2 separate regions of the Homo sapiens genome follow, and region 1 is linked to region 2. The links are chromatin contacts, found by Hi-C or POLR2A ChIA-PET in ENCODE. All regions are on one chromosome and are shown on one strand. Each heading gives the region's core, a stretch centred on a gene start or an enhancer-like site at or near the end of the contact. The rest is flanking DNA. Distances are from core to core; before and after follow the strand shown. Region 1 overlaps ROR1 (receptor tyrosine kinase like orphan receptor 1). Region 2 overlaps ROR1 (receptor tyrosine kinase like orphan receptor 1).

The links. Hi-C counts contacts between places; a loop is a spot of excess contacts on that map. ChIA-PET counts read pairs that join two places held with the same protein, here RNA polymerase II (POLR2A).
Region 1: a map of adrenal gland shows a loop between it and region 2 (1.9-fold over the local background). The contact joins two enhancer-like sites. A Hi-C loop is called at or near these places in 1 of 168 maps with a recorded cell type or tissue (adrenal gland). POLR2A ChIA-PET finds 5 or more read pairs at or near these places in 4 of 52 experiments (BJ, MCF 10A, PC-9 and 1 more).

The regions. Positions count from the first base shown.
Region 1 is chr1:63,948,657-63,953,621 of GRCh38, forward strand. The region is part of intron 1 of ROR1 (receptor tyrosine kinase like orphan receptor 1); the gene reads left to right. Among named protein-coding and RNA genes, the nearest start is that of ROR1-AS1, 160 kb to the right of the region's middle. Within about 2 kb of position 1,508, at least 6 of the 41 ENCODE cell types and tissues checked have a DNase peak (open chromatin) inside an H3K27ac peak, as active enhancers do.
Region 2 is chr1:64,086,443-64,091,348 of GRCh38, forward strand. All of the region lies in intron 4 of ROR1 (receptor tyrosine kinase like orphan receptor 1), which reads left to right. Among named protein-coding and RNA genes, the nearest start is that of ROR1-AS1, 23 kb to the right of the region's middle. Within about 2 kb of position 1,494, at least 2 of the 41 ENCODE cell types and tissues checked have a DNase peak (open chromatin) inside an H3K27ac peak, as active enhancers do.

The sequences.
Region 1 (4,965 bases), core at 258-2,757, 140 kb before region 2:
CCCCAATATGATGGTATTAGGAGATGGGGCCTTTGGAAGGTGATTAGGTCATGAGGACAAAGCCCTTCTGAATTGGATTAGTGTCCTTATAAAAGAAGGCCCAGAAAGCTCCCTTATTCTTTCTGCCATGAGATTTACAGCAAAAAGAAAGCCCTGTATGAACCAGGAAGCGAGGCCTTACTGGACTCTGAATCTGCCTCTGCTGGTGCCTTGATCTTAGACTTCCCAGGCTCCAAAACTGTGAGATTTAAGTTTCTGTTGTGTATAAGCCACACGGTCTATGATATTCTGTTATGCCAGCCTGAACTAAGACACACAGTAAATTTTTCATTGCTATGACATTATAACTCATGATATGTTCTGTGACATTGTACAATATGCTTAATGAGCTACCCTACATGTGCTCCAGTGTGCTGTGCAGAACTGCAGTGAGCCAGGTGTACTTTCCTCAAGCCCCGCTCAGGCATCTGAACCATTCCATATAAAGAAGGCAGGAGTGAGTGCTTGCACAGAAAGGGGTTAGGGCAAGTCGGGGACATGGAAAAGAAAAAAGGAAAGGCTAAAATAGACGAAATCAGGTCCGAATTCAATTTCATCAGGTGATTTTTCCTGATTACCTATTGCTCCTTACCTTCTTACCAATGACTTTCTTTTTTCCCACTCCATTCCCCACCCCCCAGAGAAGGAAAGGTTTTTGCCTGAGTGGAGGTAATGGGGTAAGCTTCCATTAAGGTGGAAGATTTGAGCCTGGCTTGGGATAGGCAGGAGAACAGCCACATTTGAATAATGTTTCTGTAGAAACCTGAACTTATTTCATTCTGTGAGATAGCCTGGTTTTCTGCCCATTTTGTGAATTAAGAAACAGAGGCTTAGAGTGTTCCAGCAGCTTTCCCAAGCTTACCTGGAGGGTTTCCTTTTTACGGGTGCTATTTTCTTTCTGCTTCACTCCTCCAGGAGCTGGCCCACATTCACAGAATGTGTCTGGAAAGTGCCATAATTCCTCCAGGTGCAAAGGGCTTAGTAATTTACTCCTTCAGTCTCCTGCTTGATTGTCTCAAAATTGAAAAGGTTTCATGCCATTTTCAGACATGCTTAAGTTTCTCAAAGGGGGTAGCCCGGGAACTTGAGACTTCAGTAGTTTTTCCTTCTTGAATGCCCCTGTCCAGCCAGTGCCCTAACTTGTACAAATCAAGGAAAATGGTTTGTGTGGGGTGGAGGTGGGGTGAATGTTTTCATTTTTCATTAGACGACATTCGTAAACATACTTGTGTTTTCTGGGTTGGTCCAGTTGTCTTGACCTTCGTTTTGTAAGTATCTTGAAGATTCCTTTCTCATCCAAATCTGTTAGAATCACCGCAGTTTCCAAAGTTGGCTAAACATCAGAATCACCTGAGGTGCTTGTTAAACACAGGGAATGTCCTGATAGCCTCTGGAGATTCTGATTAAGTGGACCAGTTACCAGAAAGCAGCCCCAATCCAGGCCCCATGAGAGGATTCTTGGATCTTGCGCAAGACAGAATTCGAGGCAAGTCCACAGATTAAAGTGAAAGCAAGTTTATTAGGAAATTAAAGGAATAAAAGAATGACCACTCCATAGGCAGAGCAGCCCCAGGGCTGCTGTTTGGCTGTTTTTAACGGTTATTTCTTGATCATATGATATATTAGGGGTGGATTATTCATGAGTTTTCTGGGAATTCTTCCTTTCAGACCATATAGGGTAACTTCCAGATGTTGCCATGGCATTTGTAAACTGCTGTGGTGCTGGTGGGAGTTTAAGTATGGTAATGCATTATAATTCACATATAATGACCAGTGAGGACGACCAGAGGTCACTTTCATCGCCATCTTGGTTTTGGCTGCCTTCTTTACTGCATCCTGTTTTAGTAGCAGGGTTTTTGTGACCTGTATTTTGTGCCAACCTCCAATGTCATCCTGTGACTCTGAATGCTTAACCTCCTGGGAATACAGGGCAGGAGCTTTCAGCCTCATTTTACCCAATGCCTATTCAAGATGGAGTCACTCTGGTTCCAAGGCCTCTGACAGACCTAGGGCAAGTTCCCCAAATGTTTGTTTTTAACAAGCACCACAGGTGAATGCAAGGGCAGCCAGATTTGGGAGCCAGTGAGCTATCAAACACTTTTAAGGGGAATACATGAGAGATTCCCTGCAAGAGTTAAACTATTTTGATACCACAGTGAAGGGAGCAGAAAATGACATTGAAATTTCATCAAAGCTATACACCTACACAGGTGAGATTACCACTCATCATGGGAAAGGATGATGAAAATACAACCAAAAACCTTCATCGAACAATACTCTTTACTACATTTACTAGAAAATCCTAGCAAATTCAAAAATAACATGTGAAATAAAGCCCTGAACTTTTCATCCTTTAGGAGCAGGAAGTTCTCTTTGGGGATTGGCTGAAGTAGAAGGAGCTCTGCAAGAGCCAGTAAGTGGTTCCTTGTCTGTGGTTGTTAGCAAAAGAATGACCATGGCTCACCTCAGAGGTCACAGAGAAGGGAGGTAAAGAGGACAGTTAATTTCTTTACCAGGATCTAATTTATCATTTGGGTTTTCAGAGAATGTGGGAGGTGGCTGTTGGGCTTGTTTTCTTTTGCAGCAAAGCTTTTTAGAGCATGACTATGAGGCAGGCATTGTTCCAGGCACCCTACACTGTTGCACCAAAGTCCCTTAAGAGCTGACGTTCTTGTGGTAAAGACAGATAATAAGCAACTAAATGAAATACTAATACAGATCATGTCAGTCAATGAAAGTGATATGAGGAAAATAGGGTAAAAGAGGGGGGCTGGGGAGAACTCGTCTCTGAGGAGGGGACAACTTTGAACGGAGGCCTGGCTGGCACAGCAGGTGCCATCAGGAGACCTGAGAGAGAATGATCTCTCACACAGAGGCAAAGGGAATAGGAATGTGTGTGGGAGGATTTCCCAGGGAGCCATGAAGATGACGTTCTGGGCTCCACCCTTTATGCCTCTCCAGGGGCCTAGGAGGGGCCTTAGCTATTTTGCATTTGTAATTTCTCTTAAAGACACCCCCCCCTCACCACCAGCCCACATGCTGCCCACTCTGCCTACCCACACCTAGTTATAGAAGCTTTAGACCCCATAAAACCTGGATCTGCCCCTGAGAACCAGAAGTACAAATATGCTGAAGTAGGGAACAAGCTTGGTGTAGTCTAAGAGCCTTAAGAAAAAAGAAAATTGGTGTAGACGAGCTGTGCTTAAGATGGAGTTTAATAGTAGATTCATTCATTCATTGGTTCATTTATTAAATATCAATTTACTGAGTGCCAGGCACTACTATGAAAAAAATAAGGTCCCTGTCCTAGTGGAGCATCCATTCTAGTAAAGAGAAACAGAAAATAAACAAATACCTATATAATGTCCCAGGTGACAATGGTTAAAAATGAAATAGGTCAAGGGGGGATATAGGGTTAGGGTACGATGGGGTGGTAAAGTGTAGCTGTTTTGTAAGGGATGGGAAAGGAAGGGCTCTCACAGTTCTGGTCTGAGCTGAGATCTGGAGGAGGTGAGAGAGTGGGCCATATGGGGGAAGAATACTCCAGGTGGTGGAATAGCAAATAGAAAGGCCCCCAAACAGGAACATGCTGGGCCTTTTCGAGGAAGGTCCTAGAAATTGAGAAAAGCAGAACTAGGTGATGGAGGACCTAGGTAAGGAATTTGGATTTCATTCTATGAGCTGTGGGCAGCCTTTGGACAGCCAGTGCTCTAGAAGTCTAGGGAAGGAGAGAGCATGGGACATCAGAGGCCTCACAGCTGACTTTAAGATGGGCCTGGAAGTATCCAGTGGGCAGAGTTCAGCATAGAAAGAAGGCCAGTGGCAGCCACTGCAGGGCCCCAGGCATGGAGCTAGGAAAGGTAACCTGTCTGAGGGCCTTTGACAGACCAGTGCTGCCTGGAGCTGGAGTTCTCTGAGGGAGAGTGCTGGGGATGAGGTTGCAAAGGTACCTTTGCCTGAAGCATGGAGAGCCTTGAAGCCAGGCCAGGGGAATTTGATATTTACTAATGTGAATACCTGAGTGCCCTGAGAATAGTGGGGACTCCAAAATTTCTGTCTAGGAGCAATTTAAGGATAGCTCTCAGGTGGAGGGTAGGGGTGATGGAAGGGGTAGAGGATCTGTCTTAGAGCTAGCAAGCAAAAGATTTTACCTAGGTTGTGTATTTACTTGAGGGTGGTTTTGGGAAAGGGCAGTGGTAAAGTTTTGAGGTCTTGCCCTAAAGCTACACTGCATAGCAAACACACTGTTTTTACTTGGATGGTATCCTATTTGGGGTTACTAAGGGGATGGGGATCAATGAAAATTATGGGGCATTAATCCTTGGCTCTGTCCTGGGAGAATGAAAATTACATAATGAAAGGTGTGATTTAGAAAGGTGGTCAAGAGTGAGTGTGGGGAGGCATTCACTCATTCATCCATTCATCCACTTAGCAATTGTTTATGAATACTCCAATGTGCCAAGTGGCAGAATGGAACTTGTATATTCCTGTGTTCACACTCTGTTCCTACCACTTACTACTTGTGTCATCTTGGGCAGCTTTTATTTAATCTCTTAGAACCTCAGTTTCCTTGTCTATAGAATAATAATACCAGCAGTCCCCTCTTATCTGTGTGGGATATGTTCCAAGATGCCCACTGGATGCCAAAAACCATGGATAACACTGAGCCCTATATTTACTATGTTTCCTACACATGTGTACCTATGACAACAATAATAACTAGTAAGATAGGACAATTATATTAATATACCGTAATAAAAGTCGTGTGAATACAGTCATGATCCCTCTCTCTCAAAAGATTGTTATACTGTACCACATGTAACTGAAACAGTAGAAAGTGAAACTGTGGATAAAGGGGGACTGTTGTAACATGCCTACCCTAGTGGTGCTTGTGATTAGAGAGAATGTGCATACAGTGTCCAACCC
Region 2 (4,906 bases), core at 244-2,743:
AGCCCTGGACACAACTGACAATGTTCCTGCCATCACAAGGCCTATAGTTTAGGAAGCACTAGTCTAACTTCCAATAACCATCCTCTCTTCTAACCTACTTTCACATGCACAGTCAGCATCTGTAATTTGATATTTTATTTTGCTGTTGAGTATTGCACATTACCTTTGAGTATGGTGTGTTACCTTTGGCTCCCCCAGCTAGATGATGAGCCTGGTGAAGGCAGGGCTGTTGTCTAATATTTCTCTTTTTCACAGTCTACCCAGCACAACCCATTAAATAAGTGCTTTTTTTCTCCTGTAGAACATCTTTATTACTGTGATCTTAAGATCATTTGGGGTTTTATTTAGAGCTTAGCTATTGCAGCTTCTGTTATTGAGCTTTGTCAAATGTTATGTTTATATTGTCTCATTAGTGCTGACACCACCCAACTATAAGACCCATTTTACAGTTGAGGAAATTGTGGCTTATGAGGGCTGAGAAACTTGCCCGAGTTCTTAGAGTCAGTAAGAAGAAAAGCTAGGATTCTGCCAGTGGCTGAATTCAAAAGCCCAATTTCTGTATACCATGTACTTGAGCCTGAGCAGTGAGGGAATCTTTGCCCACCTGAAACATATAGAGAATATCAAAAGACCCTATGATATGATATACATGATACATAAGGTGAATTTAATACCAGCCATTGATTCATCCAGTCACTCCAATCACTCAGACCTTCATAGTAAAATTCATGTGGCATCTTGGCTCCTGCCCCACCCTCTATTTTGTGGTCTTCTTAAAATGCTATCTTTTTTCAATAGAATAATTTTCAAAGGAATCCCTGTGTTCCTAGAAAGGTGACAAATCAGAGATTGACTAGCATGAGGAGGGTAGTGGAAGGTTCACACCTGTTTGTAATAACTGGCTTATACAAAACGTAAGTACGAACACAATGGATGGCGATTGTGTTCTGCCAATGCGGTTGGCATTCATTCTGAGAAAAGATGGCAGACCAAGGCCAGAGCATGGCCCAGTTGCTGAAAATCAGAACCACACTGGAGCCACCAGGGACCCTGGTAACTAGGTGGAGCTGAACCATTTATTTCTGTTTTGATGGCATAGTTTCCACTTTAAGTAATGTGGGCTTAATCTTCATTTACATTCTTCAATCTACACAGAAGTGTATTTATTATTGTCTTGTGATAAGCAGTAGTGTTAATATAAAGCAGTGCTCCCTGAAACTGCAGACAGTTTCCAAGGTCTGGGCAAAAAGAAACAAAAATGTAGGGAGGGGAGCCCTGCAGCATGACAAGAGTTTTTGAAAATGAAAACCAAAAAAATTTTAAAGAAAATGAATCCTAATCCTTTTGGAACTTTCATCAGTCAGTCTGTCGACAAGGAACTGATAATTTCTGAATGTGAAGATTTGGATAACAAATGAGTTACATGTATAACTAGGCTTTTGCTGGGTTTCTCTATGTAGATAATGACTCAACTGGTGAGTACCATCAGAGAAAGGCCAGTACACTGGGTGGCCTGTGGATGCTTGTGTTTATTTGATGCAAGGCTCCTGCTTTCGTTGGGGATTGCTGGAAGAGTGACACACACCAAGCTACATTTCTGCCAGTTGTGGTTTTGAGATAACAAGGCTTAAAATTTGTATGCCAAAGTTAAAATTCATGATCTTTTTCCTGTGGGCACATTTTAGTTCAGTCTCTTTGCTCAAAAGAATTTGACACCAATTATTGCTTTTCAGTACTATTGAGCATGAGACAATCTATAGAATAATCCAAAAAGGAAGATCTATAATTATACACCTTCTCATAAAGGGATCATGGATATTATTGCTATGTATGTCCAGAATAGCTCTTCTTACTTTTGAGGAGTAACTATTAGAGTCTTACCAGGTGCCAACCACAGTGCTTCACATTCTTGCCACAGAGACTGGTCCAAGGATAGGCAGATGACAAAACCAGGCAAATTCTAATTCTTCCACAAATGTTTTCTAATATAGAGCTGCCAAAATTGCTCTCCTGCATTTTTTAGGTGTGCAATTGCAATATAAATCTGAAAATGCCCATGGCCATGAAAGATCTGGAAATGAAAAATAGCATTATCTGATTCTTTGGATCTAGTCTTCCCTGAGCCAGCTCCACTTTTCCCATGCATGGGGCGGGGGGGTCGGGGCTAGCGAGCTAATAAATATCCTTTTATTGCTTAAACTAGCTCCAGTTCTGATCCCACCATTTGTAACCAAGTGTCCTGAGTGACATAAATAATTAAATCAGGCCCAGAGAAATATGACCCTTAGTATCTGACAATTAGGAGAAGCATACAAACCATAAATTAAATGACATAAAAATAATTCTTATGCAAAAGACAGTATACCTCAAGACATGAAGGGTTGTTTTGAAATCCTTGGAAAGCAATACAGACTGCAGAATATAATTCTTGTGGGAGAATCAGTCTCCACAGTGTTTTCTGCAGAACTGAGAAAGTATCACCTACCTGCCAGAGCAGGGCTTTAAAATGACAAATCTGGTTTGTTCTGGACACAGTGATTTTTTTAAGAATTTTTTTTACTATACTTTAAATAATAAAAATATATTTTCATTGTTATTAAATATTATTATAATACTTTTATTGGTATTTTAGGAGCATTACTCCAAAGATGGTGAGAAATTATTATATACAAAATTGTAATGTGTTTCACCTTCAGAATGCTATTTTATTTTCTCAGCTAATGATTATTATTTTAGCAAGATTTGACAATAATAGTAAAATAATCGAACCAGTATTTTTTTTTTTGAGACATGGTCTCACTCTGTGTCTCAGGCTGGAGTGTAGTGGCATAATCATGGCTCACTGCAGACTCAACTTCCCAGGCTCAGATGATCCTCCCACCTCAGCCTCCCCAGTAGCTGGGACTACAGGCACATGCCACAATGCCCAGCTAATTTTTCGTATTTTTGGTAGAGTCAGGGATTTGCCATGTTGCCCAAGCTGGCCTTGAACTCCTGGGCTCAAGTGATACACCCACCTCAGCCTCCCAAATTGCTGGCTTTATAAGGGTGAGCCACCGCGCCAGGCCTCAAAGCAGTACATTAAGAACTGTTCGTGTAAATAAGCTCTGTTGAGGGACATTAACTGGGGAATAAAGTGGCTGGAAAGGACACATTGAACTCCTTTTTCATCTTCTCTGAAAATGTTAATAATAACTGAGACACATCTCTGTGTCTATATCTATACTTTTCATAAGTGAGGAAAGAATATGTGAAAATTTGGCCAAAACTTAAAGTTTTTGAATGCAGGAAAAGGTTTGTTATTCACAGTGGAACAGGGGAAATGTAAGAAGATGATACGGTTTGGTTGTTTCCCTACCCAAATCTCATCCTGAATTGTAGCTCCCGTAATTCTCACGTGTTGTGGCAGAGACCTGGTGGGAGATAATTGAATCGTCGGGGCAGTTTCCCCCATACTGTTCTCGTCATAATGAATAAGTCTCATGAAATCTGATGGTTTTATGAGGTTCTCATTCCCTTTTGCCTGCCACCATGTAAGACACTTGGTTCTCATTCCCTCTTGCCTGCCTCCATGTAAGATGTGCCTTTCATCTTCCACCATGATTATGAGACCTCCCTAGCCACTTGGAACTGTGAGTCCATTAAACCTCTTTTTCTTTATAAATTACCCAGTCTTGGGTGTGTCTTTATTAGCAGCATGAGAACAGATTAATACAGAAGTCTTCTGCATATTGAAGAGAAAAAGCCTATTGTCTTCTCAATGTCCAGATCAATTGCATTTATTCCAAGTCTGGGGTGTCTCATGGTTCATTCAAGGAACACTGACAGTGAGTCATGTGACAGGCCTTGGGAAAAAAACATAATTGTGTTCATAAATATTATTAAGAAAAGCAGAGGATCTCAAAAGTCAGATTTGGATGAACATTAGTTGATGCATTGAAACATGGATTATGTCAAATATCCCATGGATTCTAAGCTGCCTTAATTGTAAAAAAACTCTTTGATGCTCTGCTTAGTACGTAAGCACCTTCAATTGCTGTCAAGTGTACATACAGCAACAATTAAAGATAAACAAATAAACATATTGGGATATGCTGTCATCAGAGTACAGGGAAATGACCCAAAAGCTCAATGTTTCCAAGAGGAAATTAGTTCCGACCCCACGTGGCCATTGTTACAGACTAGAATCTGGATTTTGTTTGCTCTTGATTACACAGAGGAAGAAACAAAAAATAAGTTGTCCTGGTGATAAGCAAATGGCTGGGATGGTTTTCCTCAGTGAAAATCAATGTGATGTCTTATTCCCAGGCCTAGAGATAGGTGGGAGATGGGGAGGGAAGCTATTTAGTTTACCAGCATTACTAAAGTTGCCCTTTTTTCCCTGGTGGATTTCCTTTTCCTGATTTCAGAGCTTAGAGAACTCAGTTCTGTCTAGAGGCCCTAACATTCCACTTCCCACACTCAGCATGGGCCTATTGTCATCATGGACATTTTTTAATGTATAATTCAAGTAATCCTCAAAGCAGCCCTAATAGTTTGGTATCTTTATTGTTATCAGCCTCTCTTGAGAATCAGAAAAGTTAAATACTTTTTTAAAGATCCTGTAGATGGTTAGAGGCAGCTAGGATTCAAATACCCATCTGTCTGGATCTGAAGCCTATCTCTTAATCCCCAAACCCACTGCAACATGCAGTCCATTCTCACATGTGCAAGTGCATCTAACCCACAAATGCTTTTTTTAAAAAAAATATTAAGGATGAGCTGGTGGTGTTTCCTCCATACCCCGGCCAGTCACAGTTTAGCATCATGGGATAAGTGTGGGAAAGGTCTGACTAGAGTAGAAATACAGATTGTGCCCAGCCTTAAAACAATAACATGTTTCTTTCACATTTCACATTAACAAATC